Regions from separate parts of the Homo sapiens genome. Here region 2 is linked to region 1. A link is a loop called in an ENCODE intact Hi-C map of the cell type or tissue named here. Cell type or tissue: endothelial cell of umbilical vein. All regions are shown on one strand.

What was found. Peaks named below come from ENCODE experiments on the same cell type or tissue, not always from the same donor. Only the 100,000 strongest peaks of a DNase experiment are listed, where the experiment ranks them.
Region 2: it touches region 1 in a loop (6-fold over the local background); 6 of 110 quality-filtered maps call a loop at or near these places.

The regions. Positions count from the first base shown.
Region 1 is chr9:5,183,346-5,191,345 of GRCh38, forward strand. It overlaps INSL6 (insulin like 6), which reads right to left and starts at 2,294. Exons shown (of 2, transcript NM_007179.3): 1 at 1,969-2,294. The coding sequence starts at 2,257. In endothelial cell of umbilical vein, a CTCF peak has its summit at 3,269 (motif pointing right); a DNase peak (open chromatin) is centred at 3,276.
Region 2 is chr9:5,316,996-5,324,995 of GRCh38, forward strand. It overlaps a transcript of RLN2 not described here. Among named protein-coding and RNA genes, the nearest start is that of RLN2, 16 kb to the left of the region's middle. In endothelial cell of umbilical vein, no CTCF peak of the experiment used is centred here; no DNase peak of the experiment used is centred here; H3K27me3 peaks cover 737 bases.

The sequences.
Region 1 (8,000 bases):
ACATAGTTTCCATAGTAGCAGGTTTTGTGGGTATAACAATTTTCAAATATTTTCAGATACATTTTTATTTTCTACAAGTCTTGTTTCATTGCAGCTTCCTGCTCATTATTAATGACATTTATTCTTCCAGGGGAGTGTGAATAATACTTAAAACAAAAGGATCATTAACAAGCTGAGTTTTAAGGTTGAACATTTTTATTAAGAAAACTGTCTTTAGAGCACTTTGTTGAGAAAAGGCATTCCAACCTCTCTTTAAATAACAGCCTCAAGCTTGGAGGTCTAAAAATAAAATTTTGACTACAGTATTATAGCATAGGTAGTGAAAGCACAGTATTTGATGTGAGAGAAATGCCCACCCAACATAAAGCAGAAAGGGAAGGCTCTCCTTGCACTCCTGGGAGAAAAGAACAAGAAAGAGGAGTTTAAAAGAAAAAAAAAAGAGAGAGACAGACAGTAAACTGGACCTTGTTACTCAAAAGTGTGGGCCACGAACTAGCAGCACCTGGGAGCTAGTTAAAAACGAAAAATATCAGGCCCCACCCCAGGTCTACTAACTCAGAGTCGGTAAATTAACAGGATTCCCAAATGATTCATATGCACATTAAAGCGTGAGAGTCACTGAACTAAAGTAAAAGTAGAAGACTGGGGAGAGACACTTCCTTCATTATAACAGAAGGACAAGGTGAGGTTTGTATGTGGGTTAGTTTGATGGGTCGGTTTGAAAATGATCATGAATCAGTCTCATGGTTTCTGTCTTTAAAAGTTTTTATTCTTTCAGCAACAGTGACTTTATAAATTCTATTCATTCATTCCAAAAAAGCTAATGAGTGCCTACAATGTGCATTGTTTGACTTTTTTCAGTCCTCTACATTAGGGTCTCTTTTTGGCATGATAGTTTACTCATTTCCTTAATTTCAGAAATCTTCACTTTTACAAGATTTGTCCAAATCAAATCAACTGAATTACTGTAAAAGGCAGTAATCTTCTTCCTATGGATACACTATAAACAAAGTGCAATTTCTTTTAAAATGACAAATCATACTGGGACTAAAATGTCTTAGTCACAAAATGTAAAAACATAGTAAGATATACCAATGAATCTGGAACAAGAATATCCTTCCTGCAGACTGCTTGAAAGCATCAAGTATAAATTCAGCGCATATTAAACACATGCGATGTGCTAGGCCATCTGCTAAGCATTTCAGACAAAAATATGCATGAAATAGTCCCTATAATACAGTATGGTATATAGGGCTGACTTTATGGGACTGAAACCTATGTAGTCACACAGGCCTTGCATTTGGTTTAAATGTTCCTTTGTTGTTCTGAATAAATTTACCTTTGAAACTTTAAGTGAATGAAATACAAGTACGTAAACTCTTAAATGAAGCCTGATAGGAGAACGGACCAGGCCTATCTCCTGGTACGTGACCAGGGGATATGGACAAGTAAGGAAAACAGTTTTATATTTTACTACCTTTATTTTCATGGCCCTTTCCTGCTTTTTTGAACAAGGTACTCTGCATTTTTATCTTCTACAAGGTTGGGCTGATTCTGTAGCCAATGACGACAGTCAAATACAACTATGTGCTAGATACTGTGGTAGAAAGGACAATGGAGCCATTGGCCATGAAAAGGTCAATGATGACTTCACAGGGAAAATGATACTTAAGTTGGGCTTTGAAGGACAAAAAGGAGTTTGCCAGATGACTGGCACTCCAGAAAAGAACAACATTCTTACATAAATATGTAGACTTACAAGTGTACATTTATTTCCTCCAAGTTAAAAAAAAAAGCGCTTCATTGAAGTTTTGTATATTTTCAATACACTGTTTTTTACAATTTTTTAAAGAGCTGTGTACTAGGCACAAATTCCACTTCCTGGGGAAGCTCACCTTCTGGCAGAGCAAATGCAGGAATAAGAAATATACAGAGGTGAACAAACATGCCTTCGGTTTCGATTTTTACCTGGGTTTGTGCCTCTTCCCCGGGCCGGGGAAGCGGTTTGCGGGCTTTCGAACTGGTATGGGCTGTAGGCTTCGACCTTCTCCGAGGCCTGTGCAATCAACCGTGAGAAAGGGGTTTCCTCCTCGAAACGGAACTGGCTCCAGTTGGCATGGCCGCAGAGTTTTTCTATTTCTTTCACCAAGTACCTGCCGCACAGCTTCCTGGCACTGCTGATGTCGCTCAGTTCACGAGAAAACCGAACCAGCAGGAGTCCAAGCCACAGCAGGGACAAGCGGAGGAGCCGCGGCATCCCTGTGACCCCAGGCTAGTCCTCCGCGTTGTGCAATGGCGGTCGGCCGGACCCTGCTCCCTGTCTGCGCCTGCGCCAGGCCGAGCGGCGCGCACAAACACTGCGGAATTCCGAGCGCGTGGGGGCGTCGCCAGAACTTCAAGGGAAGGCGCGCGCCGGCTGCGTCAAGGCTTTCCCGCCAGCTCAGGGGTCTCAGGTGGTCGAAGGTAGCAGGCCCTGGCTCCTAAAATGAAAGCCAAAAATCCCCTCACTACCCCGCCACCCCCTAGTTTGATTCATTTTTCTTTCCTTCCTCAATGGGAGATTCCTCACCAAGCGTGAGAACATAGGATCCCTGTTACCTGATAACGTAGGTTAAAAAGTGTTGCTCCCTCCACCTGGAATGCGTTTCTCGTTCTTGTTTGCCAGGTTGTTAATAAAGCTTCGTCTCCCTCACAGAAACCCCCTGTCATCTCTTTCACGGTGTTAATCGACCTGTTTCCATTTGTGGGCGTGTAACCTCTTTCCTGAGACCCCCGCTTCATGAAGGCAAGGGCCTGCGTCTGTTCTTGCTTTCCATCGTACCCCGGGATCTGGCATTTAGCTGGCAATCAAATATGTGGTGAAACGTTTAAGTGTTGCATATGGCCATGTGCGTTTAGTCAGGTTCAAAGCTTCTTCAGAAAAATCCTACTGGTTCACAGGGAGGCATGGGCCTTAGCCTCAATCTCCAGAAAAAAGAAGTAGGGACGCTGTCTTGAGGTACCTGGGATGGAAATCTGGTTCTTTCGGTTAGATAATGTAGAGGATTGTGTATTACCAAATTAACTTGTGACAGGGACCCCTAGAGGATTTGCCTTGTAAGAATAACAGCATGCAGCATGAAATGCTCATTTAGGTGAGATAATTTTGCTCAGTTAGGAGGGAAGGGGCAGGGAAGCGAAGCGCAATCGGCATAGGTAGCTTTATCATTTTAAATGAAGTTCTGTGTTACTAGTGTGTTGGCGTGGAAGGATGTACTATCGGCCACAAGAGGGCATTCGGTGGCTGTCTCAGGAATAAGGTTCAGGATGCTGAAGCCACAGGTGCAAGCTTATCAGTGATCTCACCATTTCCCTATACAATTTTATTTTTTTCTCCCTTTCTTTTCTGTCTTCTGACTCTATGTCTTTTTCTTAATTTTCCGTTTCCCTATCTTTTCCCTGCTTCCCAGTGGCATCCATGAATGCTGTTAAATTAACTGCCAATTGGATTTTTTAAATGGTTGATATAATATAGATTAGTAAAATTTAATCACCTTCCTTAAAAAATAACTTATGTCCAAACTATAGTGGGCCATGAGTCCTAGTCAGAACTTTATCAGGTAAGGTTTTTGAGAACGGAAAATATTAATCATACTGAGATGAATGTAAGCCTTGTGGTAACCACAAGGCAAAACCTATAGTAGATATATAAAAGATAAAAAAGAAGAAATCAAGCATACCACTACAGGATATCATCTAATCACAAAGAGAACAAGAGAAAAAGAAAAGAACAAAGGATCTACAAAATAACCACTAAACAATTAACAAAATGCAGTAGTAAATTCTAACCCATCAATAACTACTTTGAATGTAAATGGATTATGTTCTTTGATCAAAAAACAGGGCTGAATGGATAAAAAAAAAAAGACTCAACTATATACTGCCCACAAGAGACTCATCAAAAGACTTGAACTATACTTTGGAACAAGTGGAGCTAACAGATATTTATGGGACATTCCATCCAACAGCAACAGAATACGCATTCTTCTAAAATGCACAGAGAACATTCACCAGAATAGATCATATGTTATGCTACAAAGCAAGTCCTAATAAATTTAGAAGAATAAAATAATATCAAATATCTTTTCTGGCCACAATGGAATGAAAGTAGAAATCAATAAAAGGAGGAACTTTTGAAAACTCACAAATATGTGGAAATTAAAGAACATGTTCCTAACTACCAGTGGGTCAAAGAAGAAATATAAAGGGAGTTTAAAAAATATCTTGAGACAGGCTGGGCTCAGTGGCTCATGCCTGTAATCCCAGCACTTTGGGAGGCTGAGGTGAGTGGATCACTTGAGGCCAAGAGCTCAAGACCAGCCTGGCCAACATGGTGAAACCCTGTCTCTACTAAAAATACGAAAAATTAGTCAGGTGTGGTGGCAGGCACCTGTAATCCCTGCTGCTCAGGAGGCTGAGGCAGGAGAATGGCTTGAACCTGGGAAGCGGAGGTTGCAGTGAGCTGAGAGGGCATCACTGCACTCCAGCCTGTGTGACAGAGTGAGACTCCATCTCAAAAACTCCAAAATGGAAACACAACATACCAAAATTTATGGTATGCAGCAAACACAGTGCTGAGAGAGAAGTTTATAGTAATAAGCACCTATGTCAAAAAAGATCTCAAATAAACAACTTAACATTGTATTTCAAGGAACTAGAAGAACAAAGTAAGCCCAAGCTTAGCAGAAAGAAGAAAATAACGAAAGTCCAACAAAAAAATTTTAAAAATAGAGGCTAGCAAAACAATAGAAAAGTTTAACAAAACTAAAGTTGGTTCTTTCAAAAGATGACCAGGATTAGGGACCCACTTAAATAAGCAATCTAGCTGCCCCTTGGCAGGGTGGATGTGCTGCACTGGTGGGAATCCCCCTTGTCTGGGCTGCCCTTACTCTTCAGAGCCAGCAGGCAGAAAAGACTAAGATGGCTGATCCACAATACCACAGCCACTTCTCCTCCCAGGGGCTCCTCTCAGGGATATCAGAGTTCTGTCCATGAACCCCTGGCTGGGGATGCTGAGATTCCCATAGCGGGGGCCCCTGCCTGGTGAGGAGGAGTGGATCAGGATCCTGCTTAAAGAAGCAGTCTGGCTACAAACTGACCCAGCAGCTGTGCTGCACTCTGGGGAATTGCTCCCAATTCAGACTGCTGAGTCTCGTTGGCACCAGTGGCATGGGAAAACTGTGGACTGCAGCCATAGTGATGGCAGCACCCCCTCACTCCCACGAACTCAGTCTTTTTAGGCAGTCTGTAGCCTGCCGTGCTGGCCAGAGAGGATTCTAAGCCAGTAGGTTTTAGCTTGTGGGGTTCCGTGGGAGCAAGACCTCGTGGATCCCTGGCTTCAGCTCCCTTCCCATGGGAGTGGGTGGATCTCCTGCATCGCGGGAGTTTCCAAAGCTGAAGTATGCAAATATTCCTGTGTCTCAGTGCCTGCTCTAGTGGCCACCCACCCCAGCCACCATCATGAGTCTGTACAGCTTTGTGCTTGTGATCCAAGTCCCTCGTGGCATGGACTCACAAGGGGACCTCCTGATCTGCAGGTTGCATTGATCCATGGCAAAAGTGTGGTTTTCAGGGTAGGGTAGCACAATCCATCACTGCCCCAGATGGCTGGGGGAGGGAGTTCCCTTTGCCCCATGCAGCTCCCAGGTGGGCCCTCTCTCTACCTTGCTTTTTCTCACTCTCCGTGGGTCGCACCAACTACCTAGCCAGTCCCAGTGAGAGAATCTTGGTACCTCAATTGACAATGCAGAATTCACTCTCCATTTTCATCCTCCTAGGTAAGAGCTGCAGAGTGAAGCTGTTTCTGTTCCGCCATCTTGGCTGCTCCTGGGTTCAAGGAATTTGCCTATCTTCTGTTTTATTTAGCTCCATTGTAATCTTCATTTTTTATTCTTCCTTCTTCTGGCTTGTTCTTTTTCTACCTACTTAAGGTGTACCTACTTATTAGTGCTGATATGGTTTGGCTCTGTGTCCCCACCCAAATATCATCTTGAATTATAACTTTGCAGAGGAAGGGATGAGGGACATGGGCCAGGGACAGGCTCGATCTGGGAAGCTGCCTTTTACTTCTGGGGCAGCATGTTTGTCTTGTTCTAGCATTAACTTTACTGGGCATTGTCCTCATCCTTTTGGATTGCAATCAGTATTTCAGACAGCACTCTTGCTGGCTTTATCCCAGGTAGCTGATGGTCTCTGAGGTTCTGAAGCTCTTTTCTGAATTCCCTTCCTCATAGCCTTCTATCTGTACCATCTTCCAGTCTCCACTTCATCCAGTCAGAGGTTCTTAGAGAAACTCATTTTGATTTATGATCATATCTGCCACTTTTTAAATTTCATGATCAATTTCTTACTAACAACTTCATATTTTCTGTGAATTCCTCACTGTTTTTCCTGACTTGACAACAGGAAACAATTTACATCGAATCCCTAACAACTTCTAAAACTGAAGTTTCTGGTTTTTAACAAATTAAATTTTAAATTTTGTGATAATTACAGATTCACACATGCCAATGTAATAAATAATTACTAGACCCTTTCCAGTTTTGCCAAAAGGTAACAGCTATGAAACTACAGCATGTATCAAAATGAGGATATTGACAGTTGAACAGTCATGATATAAATCTGTTCCACCACCATAAGGATTCCTTAAAGTCATACCAACTTCCAACCTGCGCCCTAACCCACTCCTTAAATTTTGAAAAAAAAGATTTTCCATTTTTAAATTTTATCATTTTGTGAATGTTTTAGAAATGAAATCATAAGCATGTAACTTTCTGGAGTTAGTGAAAAAACTCAGCCTGATCTCTGGATAGTCATGTGGCTTGATGCACTTGTCACTAGTTGGCTGTTTTTATTGTTGAATCTTATTCAATGGTGTGGATATACCACAGTTTGTGTAACTAACATGCATAAAGAACATTTTGTGTAGTTGCAGTGTTTGGCGATTACAAATCAGCCTATATAAACATTCATGTGCAGAATTTATGTAAATATTAATTTTAAATTTCTGGGAAAATGTTCAAGAATATAATCTCTGGTTTGTAAGATGGTTGCATGGTTACATGTTTAGTTTTTCTTAAAAAGTCACCAAAATATTTTCTGGGGTGGCTGTACCATTTTGTAGTCCCAGGAGAAAATTTTGCCTCTGTGTCTTCTCAGAAGAGTGGTTTATTTTTATTTCTGTGTATCAAGGGAGGGAAGAGAGGTAAATGAGCGTATTCTTCACCACCCTGACTGTCCTGTCTGGATTTCTCCAGGCTCTGTTATGCATTGAATTGTGTCCCCGAAGTGATCCACTGAAACCATAAATACCTGTATTTCAGAATGGGACCTTTATAGACCCTAGCGTGGCTGTAGATGTAGTTAGTTAGAATGAGGTCCCTCTGGAGCTGGGCCCTATATTCAGCAGGATGGATATCCTTACACAAAGATAATGTGAAGACAAAGGAACAGAGAGCACCATGTGTCAAGAGGGACAACATTGAAGAGCTGCAGCTACAACCAAGGAATGCCAAAAAGCAGCAGCAATCCATGTGAAGTTAGGAAGAAGAAAAGAGGATGCTCCCCAAAGGTTTCAGAACAACATTGGCACTGCCAACACCTGGATTTTAGCTTGCAGCATTCAGAACCATGAGAAAAAAAAATTCTTTTGTTTTAAACCAGTTTAGGTTCTTCGTTACATCCACCCTGGGAATCTCACAGTAGGGCCTTAGAGCTATTCTAGGAGTCTGTCCTTTTACTTCAATTGTCACACTGATTTATAAAGAATATTAAAACTAAGAATAAAGGGAAATTTATATCTTCCAAATGTCCTCCAGGAAGCAAAGCTTTGAACATTTCTTGGTTAAGAGATTTAAAATTATATATACTAGTAAAATTATGAAACTTCATCTATTATCATTTTTCCCTCACATCTGGACTAATGCCAGGGAGAAGGAAAGGCTGAAAAGGTTAGTGATCAG
Region 2 (8,000 bases), 130 kb after region 1:
CTATCAACACAAAAGAGTCTTATAACTGTAAGATGTTTTATGTAAGCCTCACAGTAACCAGAAAACAAAAGATAATAGCAGATACACAACTGATAAAGAGAAAGGAATCAAAACAGTACCACAGGAAAACATAAAATCACAAAGATAAACAACAAACAAAGGATCTATAAAATAACCAGAAAACAATTAACCAAATGGCAATAGTAACTCCTTACCTATCAATAATTACTTTGAATGTAAATGGATTAAATTCTCCAATCAAAATACATAAAGTGGCTGAATGGATAAAAAACCAAGATTCAACTACGTGCAGCTTACACAAAATACACTTTAAGAACACACATACCCTGGGAGGCTGAAACAGGAGAATTGCTTGAACCCAGGAGGCAGAGGTTGCAATGAGCTGAGACTGCATCATTGCACTCCAGCCTGGGCAACAGAGTGAGACTCTGTCTTAAAAAAAAAAAAATAGCTGGGCTACACTGAGAACGAAGAGCTCTGAGGGAGAACTGGCCCTACTAGATATTACACCCTATTTCAAAGCCTATATAGGTAAAGCAGTTGGTATTAGTACGAGAAAAAAACCGCACACACATTGTAATCAGTCAAAAGATGGTATTAAATTGAAAGAAAATATTTGCCACATCTATTACAAATACAAACAATGGTTCTAACATACAAAGACCTTTTTAAAATTGAGAGGGAAAAGACCAAAATTCTAGAGAAAAATGGGTAAAAGACACAAATTAGGCAACTTGCAAAAGATGTAAATTGGTCTGTGAACATGTCAAAAATGCTCAGTTGTATTTATAATAAGAGAAATGCAAACTAAAACCACACTAAGATACCATTTCTTACTCATTAGAATAGCAAAAATTTTCAACTTAATACACTGTTGACGAAGTGTGGGAGAGACACTCATCTATGCCAATGGGGTGGTGGGAATGCAAAATCGTACGACCCTTTTGGAAGAGAATTTCACAGTATTTAACAAAACTATGTGTGTGTGTGCGTGTGTGTGTGTGTGTGTGTGTCTGTATACACACAGTTAGAAATAGTAGAGACAGGGTTTCGCCACATTGGCCAGGCTGGTCTCAAACTTGTGACCTCAGGTGATCCGCCTGCCTTGGCCTCCCAAAGTACTGGGATTTACAGGCATGAGCTACTGCACCCAGTCAAAATTTCTGGATTTTAAAAATTATTTGCAACATTATAATAAGATGACTTCACCCTGCCACTTTTATTTTCTCCCTCAGTGAGTGAAGTCAGGATAAACAACATCCCTTTTTTGTTCCTCCTACCATGAACAAAGTAACAAGAAATAGCTGGTTGGAAAAATGAACATCTCGTAATAATATGAAATACATTTAAAAGCCTTCTATTTCCTACACCTCTTGGTGGTTTTTTTCTATGGTTACTGTGAAATATGTGGATTTTTAAAAATAGCTCTAGCAGTTAAATGATGCTGTAAAACCCCAATATGGTAAGTGTAAATAATTCTAACAGTAATTTCTTGTTACTATACCTTTCAAAGAAGTTTATTCTATAATTTAGTAAGGTCTCTTAACATTAATGTTTTTACTCAGCAACAGATATGGACCTTCTCAAAAAGAATCACAGAACAAGAGAATTAACAATCTTAATTTTCTTCTTACCTATTGATTGGTAAGAAAATGAGCTGTGCTGCTCATTTTCAACCTTTTGGATTCAGAAATTCTGTTACTTGTTTGTAGTTTTTGCTGAGGATTCTATTTTTTTTTAAATAAGCTGGGAACAGGATCAGCTAACTCAAGGAATTAAGTAATTTATTTCTAACAATGTTTAACCATTTGCTGATTTAAAGTTGAGCTACTATTTTTTCTGGGTTGATTCCAAAGAGAATAGATTTCCGTTTTAAAGATTTTTAAGATTGGCAATAAGAAAAGGGCCAATCAAATACAAATCTGTGCCCTCATGGAAATGAACACTGAAAACTATACCCAGATGTTTGATGATCTGGGAAGAAAAGCCTCTTAACCTTATAGTGAGATACATTCTCCTTCAGTTGGTGAATCTCTAGAAATGACCATCTCCCTAGCCCAGCATTCTATCTAGTGTTGCTCTTTTTATCATTAACACCAAGTTTCATACACATCCCTTTCCTAAGGAACTATAAACACGTTCACTGCAAGTAACCTTTGGGAAGTGAAAGTTTCAAAGGCAAAATGATCTAGATTTTTTGATGTGGTGACTAAGATTTCTTTAATTCCTGGGAAGCAATACAGGAAGCCTACATGACTTCCTGATGAACTGAGGGTGAGCAGGGAAGGCAGAGGAGGCAGACATATTTACCACTTTCTAACATAGCCATTGAGAAAAGAACAAGACGAATGGCTCAGGTGCAGGGAAATGAAGAACGAGGGAGAAAACATGAACTGAATGGAACGTCCCATGAGGATTTTTTATGAGAAGTTTTTTTTAATGTAACTTTTCATTTAGGAAAAAGTTCAAATATCAGATGCTATAAACAAAATTCACCATCCTCCAGTGGTAGTTAAATTCATGCACAAATACATTAAGCTGACAAACTTTTACTAGGGTTTGGGTAAAGTTACCGATATATGCTATAAATATATGAAACTATAAAATGAATCTCCTCTATGGGATCATTAGTCAAAGGCATGATGTTAGTTTATTTACAATAATTGGCAAGCAAGCAACTCAGTGAATTACTGGTATTTCAATTCTAGACTTCAATTCAGAAGCCACTGAAATCCTGGACAGTAGTTCTGACCATCTCTCTGTGTAAATAACTTTGCAGAATTATGGAGCAGGACTCATTAAGAAATAAGAATAACATTCTTTATGAAGTCAGAAAATATGGATTCATGTAGTAGAAAATAATAGAAGAGCAGGTGAAAGAAGCACCTTTAAAGATGTTCTTAAACTTAATTTTTTTATTTGATCAGATACCATTAAGAAATGCACTAAGGTTCATCCTCTAAGCTAACACTTTTTTTTTTTTTTTTAAGACGGAGTATCACTCTGTCACCCAGACCAGAGTGAGGTGGCACAATCTCGGTTCACTGCAACCTCTGCCTCCCGGATTCAAGCCATTCTCCTGCCTCAGCCTCCCAAGTAGTAAGGATTACAGGCACCTGCCACCACATCTGGCTAATTTTTGTAGTTTTAGTAGAGATGGGGTTTCACCGTGTGGGCCAGGCTGGTCTCAAACTCCTGATCTCAGGTGATCCGCCCTCCTCGGCCTCCCAATGTGCTGGGATTACAGGTGTGAGCCACCACACCCGGCAAACCTAACACTTTTAATTAAACTTTACAATTCTGAAAGAATCTCTCCAGTGAATTTTGGACACTAACAAGGACACAACAAAATTATTTATTTTTTAATTTTTTGACACAGGGTGCCACTCTGTCGCCTAGGCTGGAGTGCAGTGTCATGATCTCGGCTCACTGCAACCTCCACCTCTCAGGTTCAAGTGATTCTCCTGCCTCAGCCTCCTAAGTAGCTGGAACGACAGGTGTGTACCACCACACGCGGCTACGTTTTGTGTTTTTAGTAGAGATGGAGTTTCACCATGTGGGCCAGGCTGCTCTCAAACTTCTGACCTCAGGGGATCCGCCCACCTCAGCCTCCCAAAGTGCTGGGATTATAGGCATGAGCCACCATGCCCAGCCACACAAAAATAATTTAAATGAAACATTTTCACATATGAAAAGTTATTTTTAGTATTGCATTTAAAGACTCTTTATATTCAGAGGGCATTTAAAAATACTAAATAAAGACTTTTTGAAGAAGCACACAAACCTGGAAGAAAGATAGTTCTGTCTTCTAGCTACTCTGTGCTGGAAGACTGGGTAGAAATGATGAATTTTATCATTATCATCTGAATGTAACAGATGGAAGCCAGCTATGGATAAATCTACAACTGCAACAAAGACTGGAACAATTTATCTCATCAAAATTAGGCAGCACTTCATTTTCAGTGAGTTGAAGAATCACAACATGATTCTCATCTTAAAATTATACAGTTCAATGTGATTCATACTTCACAGTAACAATAAAGGCAAACATAAGACTATTCTTCTACTAAAGCAGAATTTTTGAAAATCACAGTTTTAACCAAAAGTTTAAATTCCAATCTTACTTTCTCATATGAGTAAATTTTGATGCTGGAAGCAAATATTTTAGTGGTAAGTATGAATGTGAAGGCCACAAAACAAAATTGTAGGCTTCCTCCTAGTGGCAACAGATTGAACCAACCCATTAGAAAATGAGCTCATGGACTTTCTTCCAGGTAAGATCAAAGAAGTGAGTGTGCTTATTACCTCATCTTGCACATGGCTTTCCCCTCATTTTATTCACGTTTTTATTCAAATACTTCTTTCCCAAAGACAGCTCTTCCCTGACTCTCCATCCAGCCTTAATGTTCATCATAGCACTTAGCTTGATTTACACTTTGTATTTCTTTAGATACTGTCTGTCATTTTTACTAAATGTAGGCTGTATATGAGCAGTGACTGAGCACAATTCTGTGTCCCAATCACCTTAGATAAGTGTTAATCAAATATTTGTTGAAAAAAGGAAGGAAATAAGGCAGGAAGGAAGGAGGGATGGAGGGAAGGGATGCAGGGTGGGGGGAAGCAATGGAGAAAAAGAGGAAGAAAAAGGAGGGAAGAGGGAGGGAGGGAAGAAGGAAGCAAGCAATGGTCTGTGGCTTGGAGGCATCTGCCTAAACACATGCACTGTGGCTAAGGAAAAAGGAGAAAGCAAGAACACTGCAAGCAGCTGTCCCAGGTGCTGCCCTCAGGTCACTGAACTTACAGAGCATAAAGATACAGGGAGCATTGGCTGCCCTTGGTGTCAGCTGTGCTCAGTACACTGGAGTTTGTGAGCTTGCTCCTCTTCTCTATCTCTAGCTTTGAGGCAGCCCTGAGAACGATGGTCACTTTCTTCTCCTCCTTATTTCCTTTTATTTCAAAACTAGAACAGGAAGGTATAGAATTTGAAGGAGGACATAGCTGAGATCTGTGCAAATAGGAACTCTGTAGCTTGGTGCCCAAATCCGAATGGATGGGTACAGCAAAGCCTGAACCACACTGAGGAGTAGAGCAGGTAGATTAGGATATCAGTGGATGGACAGCAAAACGGGAGCAGACAATGAATAAGATCCCTTCCAAGTGGGAGCTTCTCTTTGTGACTCTGGGAAAGCTGATAGGGCAGCAGCTGCACCCTTACCACTCAGCAACCCCCAAAGGAGAAACATCAGGGGTGAGTTACCCTCCAGCAGGGCTTTACTGCTCAGATTTAGGAAGGTGAGAAACCTGCTGCCCAGTCATAGGACTGCAGCATGCCAGGGACCCTCCAGAAGCAATATGCTTTTAATCACAGATGAAAAGTATTTAATAGTTACTGAACTACATAAAAACAACGACAAGCAATCCAAGGAGAGAAGTTAATTCTGTTAAGCCAACCAAGTGACACAAGGTTTTGCCTGTAGGAAGGAAAACAGAGAAGCAAGCTGTGATCTTCCTTTTTTTTGTAGCAAGTGCTTTGAATCTCCTTGGAGAAGGAAGTCCACAGAGAACAATTTGATTTCTAAGTGAGTAATAATTAGATGCTCTAAGTTTTCAATTTGATAAAGCTACAAACATCCTGGCATTTCTTCTCCACTGCATCCCAACCCACAATAGAATATGGGGGTATAAAGCCTTTGGGATCCTCTCACTGGAGATGTCCATATCTGAGATACCTCATTTTACATCATAAAGCTTTGAGGAAATTATATCATGTTTAAAGACTTTTTAAAAGAAGGCGCCACATGATGTTATAATATTGGGTAGCATTTTACCACCAAGTAGTGATGGGATCAGAACAAGTCATCCCAAAATATGCCACTTTGATGTATTATTTTGAGCTAAAAGAAACTGAGAACCAGTCAATGCAGAAAAAGCACTTCGCCTCCCCATCTGCTTAAAGTATAATTTCCCATTTGTAAAGGACATTTTTATTAGTAAATGTATCTATCTTTGCCAGAAAGAGAGTTACTCATAGATAACTTTTTCTCACTGGAGAGACTTTTATCTGCATAGCAAGGTAACCTTTATTCACCACACATTTCCTCCTCTCGCCTTCCCACAATTCATCTCTACCACTCCCCAGTACCCCCAAATCCTTATTCCTATTCCTTACTCTAGCTTAAGATAGTATCTGTCTCAGTCATCTGGCTGCTTCCTGGAGTCTCATATTTTGGTGGGACTCCTGTGCATATGTGAGTAATTAAATGTTTTTTTCTCCTTTTAATCTGTCTAATATCAATTTAATTCATAGACCAGCCAAAAAACCTCAAAGGGTACACAGAAGCAATTTTCCCTCTCCTACAGTAGTTTTTCTCCTAATAAAATATATAAAGAAAACAAATTCCTTGTCATCATCATTATTTCATCTTATATAACTTCTGTTATATAAGGTTACTTGTTCTTCCCTTTTATATGGCTCAATAGGCAGATTTTTTCCCTTTTCTTTAGAGTTGTGCATTTTTAGGGTGTCCAGTCCTTGCAACTGACTGTTCTTGAATATGAAAGCTCTAATTGCTGTACTTATTAAAGGTACACAGCAACAAACTATTACTTAGAAATGAATTGATTTTCAGAGGTTTTAAAATATCTAACCTAATAGAATTTCCCTTACTTGTAAGTGTACTAATGTCTTTAAATATGCAAATGTTTAAATACTAAAAATATATGCAAAATATGGAATTAAAATACACAGGCCAGGCACGGTGGCTCATGCCTGTAATCCCAGCAATTTGGGAGGCCGAGGTGGATGGATTCACTTGAGGTCAGGAGTTCAAGACCAACCTGGCCAACATGGCTAAACTGCGTGTCTACTAAAAATACCTAAGGTTAGCCAGGTGTGTTGATATGTGCCTGTAGTCCCAGCTACCCAGGAGGCTGAGGAAGGAGAATCACTTGAACCCAAAGGCAGAGGTTGCAGTGAGCCAAGATCACACCACTGCACTCCAGTCTGGGCAACAGAGTAAGACTCTGTCTCAAAATAAATAAATAAATAAATAAAAGATGTAATTCCAATCAGCTCTTAAGGTGGTGGTAGTCATTTTTATTGTTATATGTGCAAAAAAAATCACCAATATTTGTGGGTAGATTAGCAGTTACTAATGTTAAAGTGCAGGGTCTACAGCTGAAGTTCTCCTTGTGTTTTTTACTTGTTTATGTACATTAAAAAGAAAATATATAATCACAGATAGATTTTCCAAGAGAGGAAAATTACGCATAATCCCCACTCAATATAACTTCTAATACTCAGAGGTCTTCATATTCAAAATTCCCTCAAAACAAATGTGGCTTCAAATTGTGGGGTGCATAACTGAAAATAATCATTTTACATTATAATTTGACATTTAAGTCATGTAAAATGATTTAAAAATCAGACCAAGTGTAAAATAAATTCCAATTCCAATGACATAATCCTATTACCATAATGAAATAAATCCCTAACCTGATGGTCCCTGTATTTCTAATTTGTCTTTGGTAAATATACTTGAACTGAACCTAACCAGGAATTTAACATCATAAACCTACCAAACAGATTCAAAGATAACACAAAATTTGTGTTTACTGAACATCATCCAAATATTTCTTCTTCTAAGAAAAGCACTGAGTAAAATAATTTGAACCACCAGAACATATAAATATTATAAAAGTACGCAACCTTGCCTTTTCACCTTTATATCCTCATTGAATAGTACAGAGGCTGGCGTATTATTATTGTGTAATAAGCATGGAATAAGTAAACCAGTATTATTCTCTTTGGGGTTCTATCCTTAACATAAACAAAGGTGAAGACACAAATAAAAAACTCAACATATTCAATTGCACTGCTATTCAGCCATATGATGTAATTCCAACGTAATTTTTCCAGAAATATTCTGAGGCGTTGCTTTGCAAATTCATGCCTAAGTATAAGGATAAGTGTAGGAGAA